3 separate regions of the Homo sapiens genome follow, and regions 1 and 3 are each linked to region 2. Evidence: read pairs that join two places in POLR2A ChIA-PET (ENCODE). Cell type or tissue: GM12878. All regions are shown on one strand. Each heading gives the region's core, and the rest is flanking DNA. Links, peaks and the distances in the headings are about the cores only. Region 1 has its middle 190 kb from the start of LINC00924. Region 2 overlaps LOC112268156 (a long non-coding RNA gene). Region 3 overlaps NR2F2-AS1 (NR2F2 antisense RNA 1).

Region 1 (7,534 bases), core at 1,137-6,136, 420 kb before region 2:
AAAAAGTGAATAATATTTTATCATAAGTATGTTCCATGCAACCTCTGGGATAGGCTTATATTAAAATCTCATTTAATGTTTTAAATCTGAGATTCAATTTGAATGAGGCATCCTCCAGTTTACTGTCAAGGCATTCTATAGTTTACAATACTGGTAGCGAGAAGAGTATTAAAGCCCAGTGTGGTAATCATACTCTCTCTGGAGAAAGATAATTTCCTTAAGTAATGGGGATAATAGTGCCTACTTCACAGGTAAACGGAAAGATTATAGGTGAACCTATACATAAAACACTTAATATATAGTTGGGATTTAGCACAGAAAACTAAATTGTTTATTTACCCTTTGTTCAGGGAGTTTAAAGCTCTGAGGTCCTCTGAAGCTGCACCTAATTTGGGATTCCTAGGGGAGAAAAAGGAGAGCTGGCTGCCCCCCAGGGTCATCTCTGGTATACTCTGTAAATCTCAGAATCTCTGTAGCAGTTCAAGACCACAACTTTTAATAACGGAAGCCTGGTAAAATATGTGTCAGATGCTGTTCTAAACGAATTACCCGTATCCAATTATTTAGTCCTCTCAACAACCCTATATGTTTACCATCTTTAGTTTTACAAATTGGGCTTGAGGCACAGAGTGGTAAAGTAACTGGCTTAGGGAATCCCTGACCGCACAGAACCAAGGCAGCCTGGTTCCAGAGTACAGGCCCTTACGCCTATACTAAGACCCAGGACACTGACCGATGAGCATGAATTCGGACTTTGTCATGCTTGATTGCCTGGGGTTCTGTGGTGGTCTGGCATCTGCTGCTTCCCACAGCATCTGAAGACAAGAGTTGAAAAAAGGTGAGTGGAGTGTGTGCAATTGTGGAATTGCCCATGGATGACATATTAAATCTCCTCTTGTAGAGACTTATCTTAAGGGATTAGCTGGGGATCTATTTTCTGTGTGCTGAAGAGAATACTGGTTGTGTGCCTGGGAAACCTGTTCTTGGACATGGGACACCATGTGTGGTGGTAGAGTCAGCACCACCACTGGTGATTTGCTACATCTCATGCTGAAACATGTGTGTTTCAGTTGGTTCTTCCTGCTGCTGAGAACATCCTGACATAGCGAGGGCCACAGCATTGCCAAGTGGGCATTTGCTCAATGAGACATAGCCATTCAGAGGCTACTCTGCAAGAGAGCAGTCGCAATCCACTGTGCCAATGATCGGCTGATTAGCTAAGCATTAGGGGTCTGAAGGGCCTACCTGAATCCAGATGGATTTCAATTAGGCCCCTTTTTAAATACTGTTAAAAAAATGTTTACTTAAAAGCACCATTAAACTACAAATGCTGCAAGAAAATCAAATCAACTCTTGAAACAACCACAATACCTAGAGGATAGCTGATGGATCACTGAGGCACTGTGCTAGGCGCTAGGGGAAACATCCTATACACATTTCTCAGGTAACCTTCCAGTTACACTTCAGGGTGGAAGGGTGACGTTAAGTGCTTTCCTTGCCATGGGACCGAAGGTAAATCAGGAAGGAATGGGAACTGATGAGTGCCAAAGTGACTTCATCATGAGCCTCCAATAGAATTTACACTTCCTGATGGAAAGATTCCAAGATTTTTAGTTGGAAAAGCTGCATTTAGAAAACAAATATGCGTAAGCTACCACATAGATGTATCTTGAGCACACTGTCATTTAACAATCACGGAAAGTCCATCGGGGAATGTTTAGAGAACACACAGCTTTCATTCTCCCCAAATTCTATATTATATCTATCCTTTGGTCAAGCCAAATAAGGTGACCATTGGTAATTAAATTACACCATCTTTCTCTCTTCCCTAAGATAATTTCTCTCAACCATCAGTGCACACTGGGAATCTCGGAGAAAGTAGCCCAGCATTGCTCTTGCTCATCCGTCAAAAGGTTGCCTTGAATATTGTTCACTCAGGTGTACAGCTTTCCCCTATGAGACTCCCAGGGAGAAACACCTGTCTGAAATTAGTACCAATAATAGTTGAAAATCGCCAAAGCTACTGGTGATTACTTATTTCATGGATGCTATAAACTATGTATCTGAAAATATTTCTCTTCACTTTGGCTTCTAGGAAGCTGAAAGCTAACTCTTAAATCTGCCCAGAGGATCAGTAAATACATTGTGGCCAATCTTATTGGTATCACTTTTTCACTATACTTTTTTTTCAAGTTAATTTTAATTCATTCACTTATATTATTTTAAGTATACCTTAAGGCAGACTCAATACTGTTCCAAAGACAACAAAAAAGGTAGGAAGGGAAAAGGAGAATAGGCGATAGTAACTTCAGAACGGTGATGTGCGTGAGAGTATGGTGTCAGTTGTAGACTGTTGTGCAAAAATAATATATTTACACTATTAGTAGTAGAAGTCATATCTAATAATGGTGTTAATACTATTATCAGCATTAGTATCCCTATTTTGGTAAGACAGTGATGAGTGGCAGGAAAGAGAAGAAGAGAACTGGCATTAAACCAAACTTGGTGCTAGCTGCTGAAGGCAGGCAATGGCATCCATTCCTCAAGAACGACCCATGAGAGGAGGGTGTTCACATGCTCACTGTATAACTGAGGAAACGGAGGCTGGTGGAGCAAGCTGGTGGAGGACCAGCATTAGTGGTGCTCAGGACGCACTGCTAATGCTGAGGCTGGTGTTGCTGTCCAGGTCTATCTGCTTCCGTCTTTGCGTTCTTTATAGCACCCTGTGGACAATGAGGCCAACATTCAGCCCTGTTTGTTTGCATACCTCATTTGTCTCAGAAAATATTTAAGAGGGTAGCACCTGTTACTTATTTTACGCTTAAAGCTTCGGAAAAGATTCCCTTCCTTGCAGAAGTCTTTCCTGGTTCAGTCACTTCCCTTCCATGTTCTCCCACTGTCACCACACACATCACGGTGTGTTCTTACCTTGAGTGCCCACTGGCTGGGAGCCTCCCAAGGACAGGATGGCAGTCCTGTCCAGCACTGTATTTGTGGGACCCTAGCAGACTACCTGGCTGATGGCTAGTGCTACTCAATAAATGTTAAATAAATGAGTGAGTGGCGACTGGAAAGTCTGAGGCTGCCAAGGGGTGTGTGTCTCACAATTTCTTCTTTGTGTCATCTCTTCCATTGCAGATGAAGAGCCATCTTCTTTCTTTTTATGGCTAGACCACCCACCTTCCCATTGACCGACTGTTATGTTGTCTGCCTCTTTAAATATCTTGTTACTTTCCCACCAACATTTTCAACCTCTCACCCCTTTACACTAGGTCCTCTACCAGTGACGAAGTATTCCTGAGTATCTTGTGTCCAGTTGTCCCTCACCCTAGCTGATCATCCAAACTACCTGGAGACATGTTGAAATCTGAGCCTCACCTTGGATTACTAAATTGGGATTTCCAGGATTAGGCCTAGGTATTAGTCTTTTTTTAAAAAAAAAAAAAAAAAAAAAAGCAAAACAAACCCCACCAACAATCCTTTACTCCCATAAATAAACCTCCTTTGTGGATGTAGAATCAGTGCTCGACAGCAATAGCTCACTCCAGATAACACTACTCATGTTCTGTTTTGAATAATTTTCTCTTGCTATTATTTCCTTCCAGATTGAAGCTTGAAGACAGTTTTTCTTTTTCACATAAACAGTGAGTTTATCATCTGGTCCCATCTCATTCTTCTGAATGTGCATAGACAAAGGTGTCTAAAAAGGTAGAATGCTGAATACTTTCTCAACTGGCAAGCTGAGAGAAAGGGAAACAGGCAGAAAGGGAGACAGGACAAAGCGGAAGGGCTCATGCTACACAGATGAGCACATTTATGCCCCATATTTCCCAACCTCTTCAGGGAAGGTTGAAGTATGAGATTCTTGCCAATAGTGAGTAAAAATAACAGTTTCACTTTCAGTTGGAGGTTTATAAGCAAGGGTGTGAGTTCTCCATACCCATCCTTCTCCCACCACAGAGGCCTTGAAAGATGTGTGTCCCAGAAGCTATATAACCAGGTATAAGCCACATGAGTCCCTCAATCCTCCTGGAGAAGTGTTCCACCCTGGAGAGCTGCTTCTCTTCCAGAGGACTTTGAACAAGAAAGAAACTATCTTTCATGTGATAGGCCACTGAGAGCTGGAAGTTTATTACCACAGTACAGCCTTTCCTATTCTGATTAATACAGAAATTGGAAACAGAAGTGAGAATTACTCACAACAAAAACTAAGAATAATTGCCATTGGCTGAGCAGTGGGGCAAGAAGGTGAGAAAATGAATATCATATTTGGGAAATATTAAAATATGGAGCTGCTTGTCATGCAATGCTCAATGTATTATACATTTCAAAACTGCTTAAAGAGTGGATTTTAAGTGTTCTCAACACAAAAGATAAGTGAAGTGATTGATATGTTAATTTGCTTGATTTAATAATTTCTAAATGTACGCATATATCAAAATATCACATCATACCTTAAAATGTATACAATTATTGTCAGTTAAAAATAAAATAATACAAAAGAAGTAACTTTAAACATTTCAAAACATATGTATAGAAAGCCTGTTACCCATGTTCATTTGGGAGACGGATGCTACCTATTGAAATAGGAGAAGACTTTGGAAAACAATATTTAGCTGCTCTTAATTGAATTTGGCAAGATATTATAAGAATGAGATGAGCTCAAGAGAAAAACAATGCCAGTTTGAAGGCAGCAATGCAAAGGAATAGGGTGATTTCAGATATTCCAGGCCCTATAAGGTTGGAGAATATGAGGACTTGTGGAGATGAGGTTAACAACACTTGGAGGGACAAGTGCTAGGTGAACATTTCATTTGATAAAAAAACTTCCAGGGCAAAGATCAAATTAGGTGTATGGAACCCTCTTCGTTGATTAAAGTACCTGATGGCAAAAGTCATACTATAGTTATGTCCTCCTCTGTGAAATCAAAAGGCCACCAAGTAGCCACCATAGAGTAGAAAGAGGAAGGCCTAGGAGAGAGGCACATGAACAGGAAAAGAAATAAAACTGTGAAGATGCTTTGGAGAAAACCTTGGGTAAGATTTGGGCACAAAAAACAGTGGAGGCAGGCTGGGCATGGTGGCTCATGCCTGTAATCCCAGCACTTTGGTAGGCCAAAACAGGTGGATCACCTGAGGTCAGGAGTTCAAAACTAGCCTGGCCAACATGGTGAAACTCCATCTCTACTAAAAATACAAAATTAGCTGGGCATGGTGGTACATGCCTGTAATCTCAGCTACTTGGGAGGCGGAGGCAGAAGAATCACTTGAACCTGGGAGGCAGAGATTGCAGTGAGCTGAGATCGTGCCATTGCACTCCAGCCTGGGTGACAAGAGCGAAACTCTGTCTAAGAAAAGAAAAAAGAAAGCAGTGAAGGCACCATTGGGTACCTTGGCAGGCCAGGAACTCAGCAATGAGAGACATGGTAGAATAAAACACATGGTAGATCCCTTGAGATCCACCCAGACAGGGACATAGAATACTAAGAATTACTATAGTATATTAAGGGCTTACTAAGTCCCAGGACCTGGACTAACTGTATGTATTTATCCTCATTTTATCCCTGTGAGATAAGCATAATTATTCTCATTTTAGAGGTGGACAAAATGAAGGCTTAGAGGAGTTAATTTCCTGAAGACCTGTTAACTATGAAGCAGCAGACCTAAGATTCCAATCTTATTGAAGAGAAACAGCACCAGTCATGTATTAAAGGAGGCAAGACAGATTTTATCCAGACTACTGCAACAGGAGACAGAAACTCCAGTATAAGCTGAGTTCAATGTCAACTAAGATAAAGATGACTAAGGTTATTAAAGGGAAAACAAAAAGAAAACAAAAAAAGGTTATGAGGAAATTTTAAAAAGAGGAAAAAAAAGAGACTGGGAGCCAGGTGTGGGGGGGAATGGAAAATGATAGAAGATGTGCTTTGCATGGTTTGGCAGCATATATTTCCATGAGCAAAGACTCAGCATGGGGTTGGGAATCCCTGTTATGGACATAGCCTAGTGCAGGTGGAAGCCAAGTTAAATTTGGTCCAGTCTCTCAGAACAGTGTTAGGGCAAGACCTTTGTGCCATGTGGGAGTGCACAGTTTACACTCTCGCCTGGATGACTTCAAAAACCATGCTTTTAACCTTAATTACATACCATCTGTGGACAAATGGATAGTTGCCAAACAATTTGAAAAATGATGCAGTGCTACAGTAAGGTAATACTGGATTGCCGGAGAGCATCGGAGGGTGAGGCATGGAAGTAGAATCTAAAAAAATGCATAGTTGGTGTCAAATGGTTTAATATGTGGCTCGAGATGAGTTTGGCATGATAAGCAGAAATTAGAGCTCAAAGGTACTTGAAAGTCAGGCCACAACATTTGAGTTTTCTCCTCAAGATCATGGAAACTGCTGTTCTCTAAAATGAATGAAGATTAATTAATTACATCAGCCAAAATTAGGTACCATGTTGATCTAAAATTGCCATCCCAAAGTAGAAGTTGCCACTGACCAGAGGCCATAAAGAACTCAAGCCACTGTAGGAATCTTAGATAACTGTAGAGGTTAATGGAAAAGGCAGAATTCTGTTCAGAGTGATTTCAGCACACCCCAAACGATTGGCCCGTGAATCTCACGTATACATTTTAGGCTGGAAAGTGATTTTCTTTTTAGACCCATTCGTCACACCAATTAATCAAGTCAAAGAATATGATATTGATCATTATTGGTCCCTTTGTCTCAAATCCAGAGGTTGGCTCTCATTTTATTCCTCAGGCCACCCATCAAGCCAGAGAGGAAGCAGGAATCATAACGCTCAGGATCTCCTGATGCTAACCTCTATCCTGAGACCACCAGGCTAGGCTGCCTCACCCTGAAAGAGCTATTTTATCCAGAGAAGGCCAAGCCTCAAAAAATTCTATGCTGGTCTGTTTTCTATGGAAGTTCCCAACATTGTGGATGCTTATCTGAATGCTATCTGAACTATTCACATCTCCAGGGAGAGCATAATTGGACTGGAAATTTCCTAAAAACAAACTTTCTTGTAAACGTTTCAGGCTGTCCTGGGTTGGGTCAGGCCAGAAATATCCCTTCTCTAGCCCTATGGCCTGAATTCTGCATCCTCTGAAGATGAGGACAGTTGAGACAGAAGAAGTAAGGCCCTGGTGAAAAATGACAGGGTGGCCTCAAGTCCCCCAACACTCCCACAACATTTTGATAGTGAGTCCTATCAAGATCTGGAAGTTTTCTCATCATCTGAAACAGAAGTCCCAGGTCCTTTGGGCACATCTCCAGGTGGCCTCATTAATGGTAAATTAAATAAAAGCATTTTCTTACTTTTCCCCACAGAAAGTAATGATATTTTAATAATGCTATGCCATTACTTTCTTGGGATAACAACAGCGAGGAGAATAGCGAGGAACATCAGGCCTGGAAAATTGCCCAGAATATAGCATTAGGTGGTTAAGCCACAGAAGAACCGAAGAAGGAAAAACAAGGCAAAGAAATACTTCAAACACCAAGACAGGAGCTGAAGAACAGCTATG
Region 2 (7,534 bases), core at 1,286-6,285:
GTGTGGCACCACAGCCATCTTCCAGGAACTACCCTTCCTAAGCACCCATGGGAGAATATAACTTACTTATCCACTACTGCCAAAAAGAAACCTCATCAGAGAGACTCAAGAATTTTCTCTGGAGAATATTGTGTTGTAACTTGACTCCATTGAGCCCCACACATAGAACAGAAGACCCTTGAACAAACTGGTAGCCGGGTTGTTAAATAGTCACTGTTATCTGCGAACAATCACTTATTAAGTAGATTTTATTTTATATATTATTCCACCCCCATCGTCTGGAATAATATATTGTTTATTTTGACACAGGACAGTATGGATGAATATCTCATCACAACAAACTTTGGAACGAGTTCTTTAAAAAAAATTCTAACTCTTCCTTGTGTCTGGGGACATGCAGGAAATGTACACTTTATCTCTGATGCTCATGTTAACCATGAAAGGGAGGGGCATTGCCCTGATTCGTAATAGGAAATTGACATTGAGATAAATTAACTAGACCAACATCCCTCAGCCAGAAAACAGCCAAATTAGGTTAGGGCCCCATCTGTGATAAAAGCTGATATATTTCCACTACCTGATGCCACCTTCCAAATGTGACCAGGATACACTTCCCTACAACAAATTCATCTGAGCGAATCATAGAATTTTAAAGGTGTTGGAGAGTTTAGGGGTCATCTCATCATCCTCTCTGGTGAATCAAATTGTTCTCAAACTCGTGTCCTGAACCAAATTTGTGAGCATGACAAATCTGGTCCCAGTCCAGTGTCCCCAGTCTGTGAGTGACTTCACCGTCCACTGGGTAATTCCAGCCAGAAACTGGGGGACATGTTCTAGAATCTTAAACCTGACTCATCACCATATGCTGTCAAGAGTGTCTCCTGAGCATCTCTTCATTCTGCTCATCCTCCCCACCAGGCTCTCAGGCAGGTAATGCCCATCCTCTCTTGACTGGTTTACTATCATAGCTGCCCCCTGCTTGACCCATTTCCACTCTTGGTCTCTTCCACCAAGTTCTTGACAAATCTTTTGCCAACCCAAATCTGATCACGCCCCATCCCCTTACCATATGCCTCCCTCTGCAGCCTTCTCTCACTGCAAGCTGCCCTTGCTCCTCCCTTGTACGTCCTCCAGTCCTGTGCACTTCCCCACCTGCCTCCCTTGCACGTTCCCTTTGCTCTGCCTGGACATTAAATTATCACGTCTCAGCTCAAGACATAGCTCTCCCTCTTTTTTGCTCACTTTTGAATCCTCAAAACCTATCACAGTTCATGCTGTATGGTGGCTAGGTTCCATGAATATTTATTGAATAAATCCTCCTCCATTTTATAGATTTAAAAAATTGGGTCCTTTGAGGATAAGTAAATGTCTCAAGACGTCAGCTGGTTAGGAACAGAATCGGCACAGAAACCCACACCTCCTCACTCCAAGTTAAGTGCCCCTTCCCCTTGGTTCCCCTTCCACTCTTGCCAACAGACACACGTCTGCCCTGCTCCTGTTTCCCAGGTGCCTCATGGCCCACTGAAGCATGCATATTCACAAACTATATTTAGAAGGCACAGCACAGCCAATTCTTCACAGAGCAAAGATGCCACAGACTGGAAGACTCCATCCTCAAAGTCACAAGTACAATCAACAACTCCGACTTCAAAAAATGAATCCTCAATAACCCCCTGATCCAGACTTTCCTTCATCTTGGCAGGAGGAGGATCTTACCAATCTGCCACCATCCAATCAATTATTGGGTTCAGCAGGGAGGGAGATGATAAGTGTGTCCTTCTCACACACAATAGAAATTGAAATTAATCTAATTAGTTTGAAGGAGCACTTCAATGCCACAGTGATCAGTACTAGATGTAGAGATGAAAGATGGAAATACAGATGAAAATTGATGGTTATTTTCTGTGTAGTTTCAGGTTGGAGGTAATTTTCGAAGATTTGTTTTGTCGTTAAGATTCCTTACACTGATGAGACCCAACTGCTTAACTCTTTAAGCACTTCCAGAGAAACTCGGGAATGCACACACCCGCCCACACACACACACACACACACACACACACACAGGCACACACATGACTACATAACAGGTAGATAAAGCTTATGCAAGTTGCAAATATAGCAGTTTTAGCTTCTATATCTCTTCTTTAGCATTGTGACTGTAAAAGAAGTGATTTTTTTTCCGTGTAAAATATTTAACCAGGATGACCAAGATCAAGTTGTTTGGTGGCTTGTGATGAATACTTGGGGTTACACAAATACTGTTTCTGTGAGAAGACTACCCCTCTCAATGAATTTCCAGTACCTAGGTGTGGTTTATGGATCTCCCATCAATGTATTAAAAATGGGATGTGCATTTGGCTTCTGTTTCCAATTAATGTGGCACTTTCAAATATTTCAGAAGGAAGCTATCGAGACATTATTAAGAAATGGTGACGGCGTTTCAGACAACTAAAGTCAAACTCAGGAGAGAAAATGCCAGCCACTGTTTAATAATAGTTTGTCTAATAAGATATTCATATTATCATATATGTCCCATCATAGAGGATAGATCTTAATGTCATTTTAATATTTTTCCTACTAAAATAAAATTTTAATTAAGGCTAAAGATATATTGCCTAAGGTAAGCTAAACTGTTTAAAATTATTAACTGCTTGAATACTTGTTGCTATACTACAAGCTTCCATAAAAGAAAAGAAATTAAGTACTCGAGGGATTAATGCAATTTTGAAAGCTGCACCCCCTCCTCCCTTCTTCTTTTAGATACGCCTAACTGAACCATAACTGTTTTTCTCCACTCAGCCAGACTCCAGCTTTGTGGCTTTTTTAATAACCTGGCTTTTCAAGGCCCTGCTCCGGAGAGCTTTTTCATTTCTGCCGCACTACCTACAAGCAAATTTCTTCCAGTTGCTCAACAGTCGAATGCCTCCCTTTCTTCGTTGCTGAAGCATTTCATTGCAGTTTCATTGACAGGGTGGTGTTCTGTTACAGTGGAATCAATAGCTCAGCGCTTCCCAGCACACCGATTAGCTTGTCAGTCAGGGCCTGGGGGAGGTAGTGTAAATCCCAGAATACCAGGGGCCAGGGGTTTGCAAACGGAGGAATGCACACAGGCCCCGTGGTTGTCTACCACCTGTTGCTGTGCAACATGTGCAGAGTGAATTAACTTTGTTGCTGCAACATGCCTTAAAGGTCAACTGCAATGGAAGCCTTAAGCTTTTGGAATATTTTAACTCATTACAAAAAATCCACCCCTCCTGATTTGTTACTGGTTCTGCGACAAAAAAGGGAATTTATTCTTTGAGAGGCTAAGTTTGACAAACAGGTTGTCGAATGTGGGGGCTTAGTCTAATCTGGAAGGGCATGGAGGGGAGGGCAACTGGTTTCTTATTTTATTTTTCAAAGTAAATGGCCTGCCTGCTTCTTGATTACACATTAATGGAAAACAGTTTCCACAGTTAATGTGAGCATGCTGTGGCTTTCCGTGTGGGGCGTGTGTGTGTGTGTGTGTGTGTGTGTGTGTGTGTGAGTGTTTCTTTCTCAAACTTCTAACAAGACTTTTTTTGATAACTGGGGAGTCATCGGTTTGTTTTGTTTTTGTTTTTTCTTCTCCAAATGTTGGACAAACACGATAATAAAAGAGTAAACAAAGAAATGCAAGATTCATGCAGAAGTTATTATGCATAACTTCTTGGACCACACAACAAAAAGAGGTGTGAGTATTCGAGTTAATAGGGGATTAAATGATTATTGTCTATTAGGAGATAATTACAAAGAGACGTGACTTCAATATACTAAAAAGAAAAGTTTTCCGGTTTCACCGTATAATGCTGTGAAAGCAACAACTTCAAGTGTCAATGATGCTTCCAGTCAACCTCAGGAAATCTTTTGACAGATATTTATTATCCAATGCCAGGTCACCCTAGACCACAAAAGGAAATTCTGTGCTTAGTACATCAAGACACTATGGGCTGAGAAAGGTTTGCTTTCAGCACTTGGAGTTTTCTCACGAAACCGCCTTTAAACTCACCACAAACCACAATGTAAACCAGTGCGCTTCAGATATGACTTGTTAACCTAATTCCACCAAATTAATTCACCCATTTTTAAAAGGATTTCTAATGATGCAAACAAAAGCTCCAAAGCCATGAGAACACCCATTTGAATTCAAAGGTTGGCAGAGAAAATATTAATGTTTTGAAAAAAAATACGCAGAAGGAAAGCATTGAATTCTACAGTGGCCAATGTAATTTTACCCCCAAAAAAGTTATTTACTGAGAAATAAATGTGTCCATTTCAGAACAGAGAAGGTATGTAGCACCCCCTGACTTCATTTCCCTGCGGGGGAAAACAAACGTGTATTCTAATTTAAAGTGGTTGCTTGTCTTTCTAATTCTAATGTGCAGTTGCTAGAAAAATATTATAGAGAAGTTTAATTCTTATACACTTTTAAAGATGTGAATATGTCTTTCTGTTCTTTCCATCCTTAGTTTTGTCAGTATGTTTAATGCCATGGGTATTTATTGCCCAGCAACAGCACACACGCCCCTGTAGCTAGCAATAGAGGGTGTAGTGATATAATGCAAAGAAAATCAAGTCCATGGTCCCTGGACTCCAGTCCTCTAATTCAGCAACACATCAAGTCATGTATAGCTTAGGAAGAGAAATTCATTCCCAGTAGTTAGTAAACATGACCACTCCAATACCATAACTTGGTACTGCATTGCCCAAAAATATACAAAAATATGCCTTCTTCTCTACAAGCTTACTTTCTAGCTTTGCACACACTTCCAGAAAAAGATTTGGTTATTTTAAATCAAACACAGCTCCACACTTTTGCAGAACCACAACCACTGGAGACCTGAGTGATGTTTCTCCTGGTAATGTCCAACTATTTTTAATAACTGCTTTTTCTGAAATCCCGCAGCTACCTTTAGCAAATGAATTCAGGACCTGATACCAGTAACCCCTTAAAACTCTGCCACGAGAAAAAGAAATTGAAGACAGATACACATAAAGAAAAATGAGTCATCATGCCATTGTGATTCCATCTCAGAATTTTCTCTAGCAGTTCTCAGATCCACCCACAATACCCTGTGGATTTCAAGGTGGACATGTGACAGGCATTATGTAGACAGATACAGGATAGGATAGATGTGAGAGCTGAAACCACGTTTACAAGAAATGGGGAAACTACATTTTCCATGTCTTTACCAACATTCTGTTAAAATTTGTGTTTTCAGTTAAAAGCGTCTAGCTGTGTACACTGCCTTTATAGTCACTACGGCTCTGTGTGAGTGTAACTTAGTTTTATTTCACAAGTATGTGTGAATAGCTGCTCCTGCCATCTCCTAACAGGGGACTAGAGTCAGCTCCCACAGAGTAAGAATCCTCTGCTGTCATGGCGTCTTATTAAGCCCATACATGATGATACCTCGCCGGAACATTCCAAGCGATGTTTTAACTCCTCCCTACTGCCCAGCACCTGCTTCACATGCACCCGAGCCAAAGGTTGCTGCAGTCCCCATGCTCGTGGTAGCCCACGCTGTACCAGCCCACACACAAAATTATGTTCATTTGCAGACAGGCAGACTTCTCTGGTGAATATCCAGATGGGCCCCTCAAGATCAAATAAACTCACACTAAGCTATGAAAGAAAGGTTCTACTGATGCTGCTATCACCTCAACTTCCGACATTGTTTGAAAGAAGCAAAACAAGATGGTTGTACAGGGCACTTTCTTCCCCAGAACCTGACAGGCACGGTCAAGTTGTCTATTTTGCTTACTTCAAAGAATATTACATTTGAAATCTGTATTATTATTAGTACTTATTGTTCAAAGTATATTGGCATTGCATACATTTTGTAGATAATGATAATTGTTTCTCTGATCTGGGACCCAACCGGACATTTTAAATAGGAGTGGCTACAAATAGATACATCTGGAACATATAAACATTCACCAATACTTGCTTGGTTACATGACTTATACCATTGCATAAAATGTTACAGAACTGAGGTGATTAGAATCAATCACCCCTGTTGGATGGGATTAAAATCTTATCTAGCTCTTTACCACTGGAAACCTTGCCATACCAGGGACACTCCAGGCTCAAGTAATCTGCAGAAAACCTATTACAGTGTCTATTACATTATATTTTTATTTCACTCTATTATATTCTCAAAAAGAGTTAACATGAGTTATAGCTCTAATACACCAAGATAACATGAAAATTAGAATAAATAGGCAAGGAGAACAAGTGAGAAAGTCAAGAGGGAAGTCGAATGTGTCTGGGCATCATGTAGACGGTACAGCTTGGAAGTAGGTCAGGTGACTATGAAGTTCTCTCAACTGCCACCTGCAAAGGTCTGAGGGTGACCTTGTCAGCAAATTCAGACAAGGAATAAATAACTAATCATTTGGGAGACTGTAGCAGACACACGAGATGAAAATTTATTTTGCCACCCCAGATCCATAGGAAAATAAAGTGGGCGGTACTTTTCTTTCTTCTGTTGAAATTGATATATAAAAACATGCTAATTACATCAGATTAAATATAAATTTTATTTATTCAATTATCTGAATGACTTAAGACTGAATTAATTTTGACTTCAATATTATAATCAGCTTTACATTAAGCATTGCGAAAGTGAATTTCTCATCCTGTGTAACTTTCTTCTTTTCATTAACATATTTTCAGAACACTTGCTTTATATTATAGTTTGTCAGGAACAAGATACACATCTGCATAATAATCATAATTCTACATGCTTTATTCAGTCAGGTAACGATTTCCTAATTCTTAGAGAATCTTCTCCAAATTCTTCCAACGGATCATACACACTCACTTTCCACCTCCATGGGCAAAACAGAACTTGCTTCACATTTTATTATTTTGTTTAGTCATCTGTCATCTGGTAGAAAAAGAGAGAGCACGAGCAGCAGGGAAGAGGAATGGAAAGGATGGGAAGAGGAATGAAATTTTGGGGGAGTGACAAACTTCACATGGATATTCACAATATTTATTGGTCCATGCACCTTCAGAATTTTTTCATTGAATATCAAACATTCTAGTAAATGCCTAAAGCTACTCACTCTAATATCAGTTGTATGGTGATTAAGAAGGAGCAAAAAACTGGGGGATCATGGGGACCGAGTGTTAAATTTTAACCTTGCTACTTAGTGAATCTGCCTTAAGACCTGCGGTCTGTTACTTACTCCCATTTGACTTCAATTATGCCTCAACTATTGAACAGAGACAATAGTATCAACTTTCAGCGTTATTACTAGAATTAGAAATAATATAATAAGCACCTATAGTAAGTGGCTGGAACATGTTAGGCACTCAATAAAAAGTAGATGATATTAAATTTCCTGTTCAGAAATAAACGGTATTACATTCCCAGAATTAAACTGCTGTATAAAAACTTATAAATTAATTTGCTAATTCCCATGATATTTAGAAATTGTGTATTGAGTCCCAATGCCTTTAAAGATGGTCCTGTACAAACAGGGGAACAACAGACACTGGGCCTCT
Region 3 (7,534 bases), core at 1,577-6,576, 280 kb after region 2:
ATTTCTATTATTGTCTCTTAACTTAGAATATGGAAAGAAGGCTTTTTTTTTTTTTTTTGGTTGTTGTTGTTGTTCTGAAGAGCAAAGAGAAAGATAGAAAAACGGCTGGCATTCAGCCTAAAGAGAAATCATTGAAACAAATTAATCCTATGCTGTTTAAATTGACATGGTAATCCATCATCAGAGAAGGCAAACTCTGAAAGCAATCTAGAATCTGCCCTGCTCTTTCACTGGCCCTGGAGGCACAAAGACAGATAGTAAAGGAAGGAGGGGGGAAATCATAAAAGTTAGAAATGCCTGAGAAAAGAATAAAATTGGTGGTATCAGCTCTCACTGTCCTGCCTCTGCAAACCTCCTTTGGAAAGGAGAGGTTAACTCTCAACAGTTGCTGTCCCAACTTTCCCTCTAAGTGGTAGGTCTCTGGAGCTGAGCTCTAGTCTGCCTCCTTCTCTAGGCTGCCAGGCTGCTCACCTCAGTCTAACCATTGCCTGCCGTGTTTAAAAAGTTGACCAGCCAGGAGCTTGGCAGGACCCACAGAAACAGTTCAGTTTGCACAGAAACTTTCCCAACATGGTAAGGGGCTCCATTTATGGGGTTTAGGATTTGGGTTTCTTTTTATTTTGTTTTGTTGTTGTTTGGGGTCTTTTGGTGGGAGAGAGTGAGAGGGAGACTTTTTCTTCATTTTTTTTCCCTCCTATCTTATTTTGTACTTGACGAAAAAGCATGTTATTGTAATTTTTAAAAGAAAACTTTTGTAACGTCCATAAAAACTTAGGCAAGACATCATGCCCTGTCACTTGTCTGTCTTTTATTTTGGAGGCTTATTTTTCAAATCTCTCTGCGCTTCAAAAATCCTGCAATGTTAAAATTTGCTTTTAAATTCAAAAAGTATATAAAACTGTAAAACTGAAGTGTCCCATCTTAGAAGATAGTTAAGGTTTTAAAAATAAAAAAATTTTAAAAACTTATTAAGAGCTCCACTGTTCAAACACACTGAATCCTAAGAATTGTTTTTTCTCTTGAGCTTAATTTATGTAATGTTTATGTGTTTTGTTTTTTAGGGGAGGAGACATTTTACAGAACATACCTTTCTCATTATTGCCTGGACATACCAATTTGAACACAAAAGTGAATATTATTTTTTCAATTTAATAATGCATTCGACTATAAAGGCGAGACAATTTGAAAATATTTTTAACTTCAAAAATTCACTCTGTTAACAATAGACAGTATGTGAAGACAAAAACCCAAATATCTTTGTACCAAAAGCAAAAAGGCAGAAGGATATGAATGTAAACCCTACCCAACAACTGCCCTATTTTAATTTATCTAGGATAGTGTTTCTTCTAGTTTATTTTAAAAACCTTAGCATGCTACTGAAACTTCAGAATAAACATCACACCTCTTTTCTATAATTAGAATTTTTATTCACTGATTTTAAAAAGGGAGTGAATAATTCTTGTATACTGACTAATGCTTTTTAAAATACGTAAGCATAAAAGACAAATTAAAGGCATTTCCAGGGTAAATAGGAAAGGAGGGTTAAAGACTCATATTAAATATTCATTCATCCACAGCCATGTCAGTTGCAATTTTAAGAGTTGTTAGGAAAGAAGAACAGGTTTAGTTGTTTGTTTTTAATAGAACCTGGGGGGTTGAAATAGTAGCTCTTCAATAACTGAACATTCAAATTGCAATTCCTGAAAAAGATTTGATACTTTTGAATTTGTTTTCAATTTATATACAGTGTAGACTTTAGCAAAATAGTATCTAATTTTAAAAGCCATTAAATTAACCAAAATCACATGTAAGAAAATCAATGAGTAAATAGGCATAAGTCTTTATCACTCAGAGGAGGCTAAGAAGAAAAGTATCTTTAAAATCCTCACTACTTAAATATCACAATAGTAGCATCTTTTTAATTACTTGGTAATGTGGCAACAAAGTATATGCAAAGAAATTGCAACATACCTTTAGAAGTAAATAAGTTATTAACATACATTCTACACAGAAATAGGCTTCCCCAATTTTGCTATCTTCTTCTCCCTGACGGTGATGTGATGTGGTTCTGCCAAGAAATAACCAATGTGACATTTTTCACTGAATTCAATATTCCCTTCCTTTAATGTTCTCAGTTTTGCTTTAAACTATTTAAAGTGACTTCCTCTCAATCCATTTACCTCAGTCAAGTACATAGAAATCTCCTAGATAAGGTTGATTAATTTATTATGAATTATAATAGATGGATAGGAAAAGTATCTTTCTCTACCTTGTATTCAAACTAAAAAGAAAAGTATAAATTTTATTTAAACAATACACTTTGTAAATTCTCAAGCTAATACATCCTATGGTCAAGAAGCTGAATATGAAGTTAAACAGTCTTCTCTTAATTTTACACAGAAGTTCTTTATTTATTTTTAAGATGCACCTTCAACTTTTCAAGAAATCAGCCTTTTAAGAGGAGAAATGAGGTTGTAATTAATTTGTGCATGTTTCCCTATTATGACAGTATGTCTGTCTCTGTCCACCTACTTACTCCTTTATATTGAAACTGTCCCCCCCCCAAAAAAAACCTTATAAAAACCAATAGAATGGAAATCGCTCCTTAAACTATTTTTCTCCAACTGCAATTCACCTTGAGTTTGTGTTTTAAGAAAATTAAATTAGATCCCTTTTGTTGTTCTGCTTGTATTTTCTTTGAGTACTACTGATGCAGCTAATTAACCATATTAATTTATCTGGGTATTTGCCTTACTAACACCTTCACATTTAAATGACTGGCACTTGATATCATTTGATTAATGCTTTTTTTTACATACCAAAAATTAACTGTCATTTAAAAGATTTCATTACCAGACTCTTGAGAAAGAGAAAAATATAGAACCAGACAATAATTCCTCACTCTGTCCACTACTAAGTATGAGCTGATGTCCACATGGCTTTAGATGTCTTTGGAACTTTCTCAGCAGGATTTGCCTTACAATATAATATTAGCATTAAAAGCATGTATAGCCCACATCACACTTGGTTAAATGGGCAGAGAGCCCCCTTATGCCATCATCTCTAGCTATAGCCTGTTCTCCTTTAATTCTTCAATCCATTGAAAAGTAAAATAGAATGAGTAGCATATCCCTGAATTTTTAAATATTTAGGCAAAAGATGCTCACCTTTTATTTAAATGCCTTGCCAAAGCTACCAAACTGCAAAACTGATGGCTTTACTTTGAAGTGTCTTTCTGTGATTTTGCAAGCCACGGTAGCTCTACCATAGCTAAGTTGCTTCAGCTTGTATTTCAACAATGGTGGTTCTAAGGAGCTCATTCAAAACTCTTTTTTGTACTGCCTTCTGCCTTTTTGCCAGTACACATGAGTGACAGCCTCTATCTAGTGCCTGAGTATATGAACCTTTAATCCATCAAGGAACTTCTAACACCATCAGAATATACACACCCACGTGCATACACCTTCCTGCAGCCACCAGGTTTGAAACCAGCAGAATATATTTTTCTAATCTCACCCAGATTTTATGGCTATAATGTGGCTACTGACAAGATTCTAAAATTAGCTTTTATTTAAATAAACCATGTAATTTTTTTTTAGTTTTTTTTTTTTTTTTTTTTAGTTTTTAAAACTCTCTGCCACGGCAATCTACTGCTGTAGACATGGTTAGAAATATTTTTTAAATGGACTAGACGGTCAGTTAAATACAAGAAAATATTTCACTATATTATATTTTCTTATTCCCTAAAGTCCATCTCCATGGAGTGTGCTGCGGGTGATGGATGAGACTGTTGTCTATCTGAATGGAAACCTGCTTTCATAGGAAGGGTGGAGGTGGGAGAGGACCAGTGAAGGGCAGAGCTCTAAAATTCTGGCAACTAGAGTGAATATACCCTTTCCTCCTTTCATCCTTCTTCCTTTGCTCCCTCCCTCCCTCGCTTCCTTTTTGCTACGTCTCTTTTTGGTAGATCACTGTAGTTAACCTTCGTTCTGGCCAAGACCAAGAAGGGTTAATGGACACCCGGCTCCTGACACCTTCCAGGTCAGCTTGGCTTGCGAACTTCCAACGCAGGAATTGGAGGATTACCGGGGAAGGAATGCGAGGTACCCGATAGCCTCACACCTGAACACGGTCGCTTCAATCCACTGGGATTCATTTAAAAAAAAAAAAAAAAGAAATTCTCTTCTGGAAAATGGTTAATTGGATCTGCAGCTACATTTCCTGTTGCACCGAAGAGCCAAGCAGGGCAGCCTGGATTGGATCCCTCAAGCTGCCAAGAAAATCGAGCAATTGGGGGGTGGTGGTGGGGGGGGGGTGAACCTTTCTAAATAAATAAACAAACGTAGGTAGCTATCAGTTGCTTTAGGGAGCGCAGATATTTAGGAAAAGGCCAGGAGCGGGAAAAGGAAGAAGAAACGAAAAAGATTCTCCCCTTTTCTTACCTTTTGCCCCTCCTTTCCCCTCCCGAAATTTGCGCCTACTTGATTATTTGCAGCTGTTTCGAACCTCAAGGTTTGTTCACAGTAGCGAGAGAGACTTGCGCTTGGAGAAGTGAAAAGCCATTTTCGCGCCAGGGCTTCGCTGCTTGAGTTTGGGGGTTTTGCTCTCCCTCCCAGCAAACTCCCCTCAAAGCCTTGCTAACTTCGTCAAGCCCTGCCAGCCTTTACTCCTTGGCCACTTGGGTTCGCAGTACCCAGCCAAGGGCCCCGGGCGGGTTTCCATCGCTGGGGGTGGCCTGGTACCCCCAAAGCTGAGTTCCCGCCTAGGAGAGGACGCTGACGTCCTGGGGCTTCCTCGGTGCCTGTCACCCAGCCCCCTGCCTTCCTCCTCGGCCTCAGATGTCGTCCCACCTGCCCACGAGCAGGGAACCTGGAACCCACTCTCCCGGCAGTCCCCAGCGGGTTCCGCCACCCGGCGGCCGCCCCTGACACCGAGTGGGTGGGAGGAAGAGGCAGCTGGCGGGGATGGGCCATTGAGACCTCTTGAAAAATATTAAAAGACAGGATGGGTAGAGATTTCTCCGGGAGAAAGTTCGAGGGTGCATCGGGTCGCGGCTGGGAGGAGTACCCGAAATGCCAGCAGGAGAAATGCAACCTGTTTAGGCCACACCTTCAATCCCCGAGGCTGTCTGGAGAGACTGCGTGCGGGGGACTTGCCGGCGTTCCCACACCGCGCCTGCAATCCACTCCCGCGGCTGCCTGGCCTCTGCCACTCGCGGCTTGAAGCCAGTGGCTCTCAAGCCCTCGGCCCCGCGGCGGCCCGCGCAGCCTTCACCCGGCGCCGGCACCACGAAGCCTGGCCGCAGTGGACTCCCCGCAGCTCGCTGCGCCCTGGCGTCTCCCGTCGAGGAGGGAGGGACGGAGGCCTGAGCCGGGAGCTCCCTGGCGGTGGTCGGGCCGCCCCCCTTGAGGCCTGCTCCCCCCTCTCGGCCTCGCCAAATCCCTGAAAGCCCAGTCCCCCTTCGTCACCCCGGGGGCTTCTAATCACTCGGTATCGATTTCCCTAACTCTTTTCATCCTGTTGAAGACACATCTTAAAACACTCCAGCCCGGAGTGTGCTCTGGGCTTTATCCACACTAATAAAATGATTTACCCTTCTCTCCGCGCTCTCCTCACAGAGGAAAATCGTTCGAGCCCCGGCTATTTGTGTGTGATCAGTAAATATTTAGTGCGCTGACATCCTTAGCTGGGCTTCGGATCGATTCGGGGCCCACCGGGAGGTGCGCACGGTCCGGGCGGGGCCGCGCCGAGCTCGCCGAGGGGGCTCCTCCCGCCCTCGCCGCCGGCCGCTGATTTACGGCCCCTGCAACCAGCTAAGGGGGGCGAAAGCGCGCCTGGAAAATTGGCTTTTCAACCTTTTACTTTTGACATTCAGCCACTTCCCCAGGCTCTAATTCTCGCCCGCACTCCTCCCTCCCGCCCTACTAAGGGTTGCCCTGTGCGCCCTGCGAGCCCTTCCAGCAGCAACGCGCGGCGCTCGCGCCCCCTCGGCCCGGGGACCACCTATCACAGCCCTGAGCCGCGACGCGGGGAGGCCCCGGCCCCTGCTATGGGGGTCGCCTCCTTCGAGGAGAGATGCTCTCCGCCCGCCCACACCTCTGAGGGAGGAGAGGGGGTGGAGAAGCCCAGAGCTGCATCTGCTGGATGACGAGCCGCTCTCCCTGCTACCCTTTCTCCGACCCGTCGGCCTTTCTCCTACTCTGGAGACTGATCCTCGACGTCCATCGGGCCGGATGGCGTCGGGTGGAAGCGTTACTTTCCTCGCAGAAAAACTCCTCCTCTTTCCTAAGATCAGAAAAAGCGCTTAGCTTGGAATTGTTAGGTGGAGGCCTCCTGCCCTGATAGTGGCTGTGAGAGGGCTGCGGCCGTGACACCGTCTGTGTCCCCTGGCCCTCCTGGCCTTCCCCGGGCGCAGACGATTTCATTATTGCAGGGCCGCACCGTGGACCTGGAGTAGGGCACTGCGGGGTCCCGCTGCGTCCTACGGGAGCGCTACCTCGGTCTGCTACGTTGCCCGAGTAAGATGTGAGGAATCCCGACCCTCGGACTCCACTACTCTTGGGCCGGGGCTTCGGGCCTGAAAGTCTCCGGCAATGTCGCCCACCTGTTAGCGAGCTTGTTCCCCTCTCACCTGGGGCCCGGGCCTTTGCAATTCCCCTGGGGCCCAAGAAGGAAGGGGCATGACCTTGCTGGGTCTAGGCACCTCTCCAAAATGCTAGCGCCCTCTCCTTTGTCCTACACATGATTTTCTAAACAACCTTATCTGCAGACTATATCTTTATACTAATGCATACTTAATTGGTCCGTCTTGACTGTCCATATAAAACAATTTAATTAGGGTGCTTTCTTGCTTTGGAGAGCAAAGAAAAAAAAAAAAAAAACCCTGCCCAGTGCTTATTGTATTTAGCACCAATACAGGCAGAAAATGTAGCACAAGTTTTTGGTTGAAAGAGCACCTCTGTGCCCATTGAAGGGCGTTGATCCGAAAAGACAGAAAGGACAAGTAAAATCGATTTGAAGCGACCCTCTCTGTCCCTTTCACACCATTCAGAAACTCCATTCCTTCTAAGACAAAGACCAGCGCCTTGGGAATTCTCAGGGAAAAAGAGGACTCTAGTCCCACAAGCCTAGGGCACTTTTTTAAAAAAAAATCCTCAATATTTCACTTAAAACCCACACTTGATGCTGTGCCCCCCAAGTATGGGTTCCACAGATGCCCCCTCCAAAGTGCCAAGCTGCAAGGCTGACAAACCCCCTTTCCCCTGCCTGTTTGGCCTTGTAGCCAGGCCAGGACAGCCGTTTAGGGTTAGTGCAGCCCTCACCTTTGACCTCCTAGATCCGAGTGGCTGCCAGCACTACAACTTTGGCCAAAGTTAAAAGAAAACCACAACAAAAAATTTTTTCTGCTCCCAAACCCAGGGAAACCAGTTCTGGTTCAGCCGCCTGAGCCACCTTACCCAATAGCAACCTCCATCCCTAACTTTTTTTTCTTCTTCTTTTGCAATGAACTGCCTGAGCCATCTCTGAAGGAGGG

Evidence for each region. ChIA-PET counts read pairs that join two places held together with the same protein. Peaks named below come from ENCODE experiments on the same cell type or tissue, not always from the same donor. Only the 100,000 strongest peaks of a DNase experiment are listed, where the experiment ranks them.
Region 1: POLR2A ChIA-PET joins it to region 2 with 5 read pairs; 2 of 35 experiments call an interaction of 5 or more read pairs at or near these places.
Region 3: POLR2A ChIA-PET joins it to region 2 with 7 read pairs; 5 of 35 experiments call an interaction of 5 or more read pairs at or near these places.

What each region holds. Positions count from the first base shown.
Region 1 is chr15:95,617,285-95,624,818 of GRCh38, forward strand. No RefSeq gene overlaps it. Among named protein-coding and RNA genes, the nearest start is that of LINC00924, 190 kb to the left of the region's middle. In GM12878, for the core only: no CTCF peak of the experiment used is centred there; a DNase peak (open chromatin) is centred at 3,897.
Region 2 is chr15:96,033,763-96,041,296 of GRCh38, forward strand. All of the region lies in intron 1 of LOC112268156 (a long non-coding RNA gene), which reads left to right. Among named protein-coding and RNA genes, the nearest start is that of NR2F2-AS1, 290 kb to the right of the region's middle. In GM12878, for the core only: no CTCF peak of the experiment used is centred there; DNase peaks (open chromatin) are centred at 3,959 and 5,069; H3K27ac peaks cover 631 bases.
Region 3 is chr15:96,316,946-96,324,479 of GRCh38, forward strand. All of the region lies in intron 1 of NR2F2-AS1 (NR2F2 antisense RNA 1), which reads right to left. Among named protein-coding and RNA genes, the nearest start is that of NR2F2-AS1, 6.4 kb to the right of the region's middle. In GM12878, for the core only: no CTCF peak of the experiment used is centred there; no DNase peak of the experiment used is centred there; H3K4me3 peaks cover 637 bases.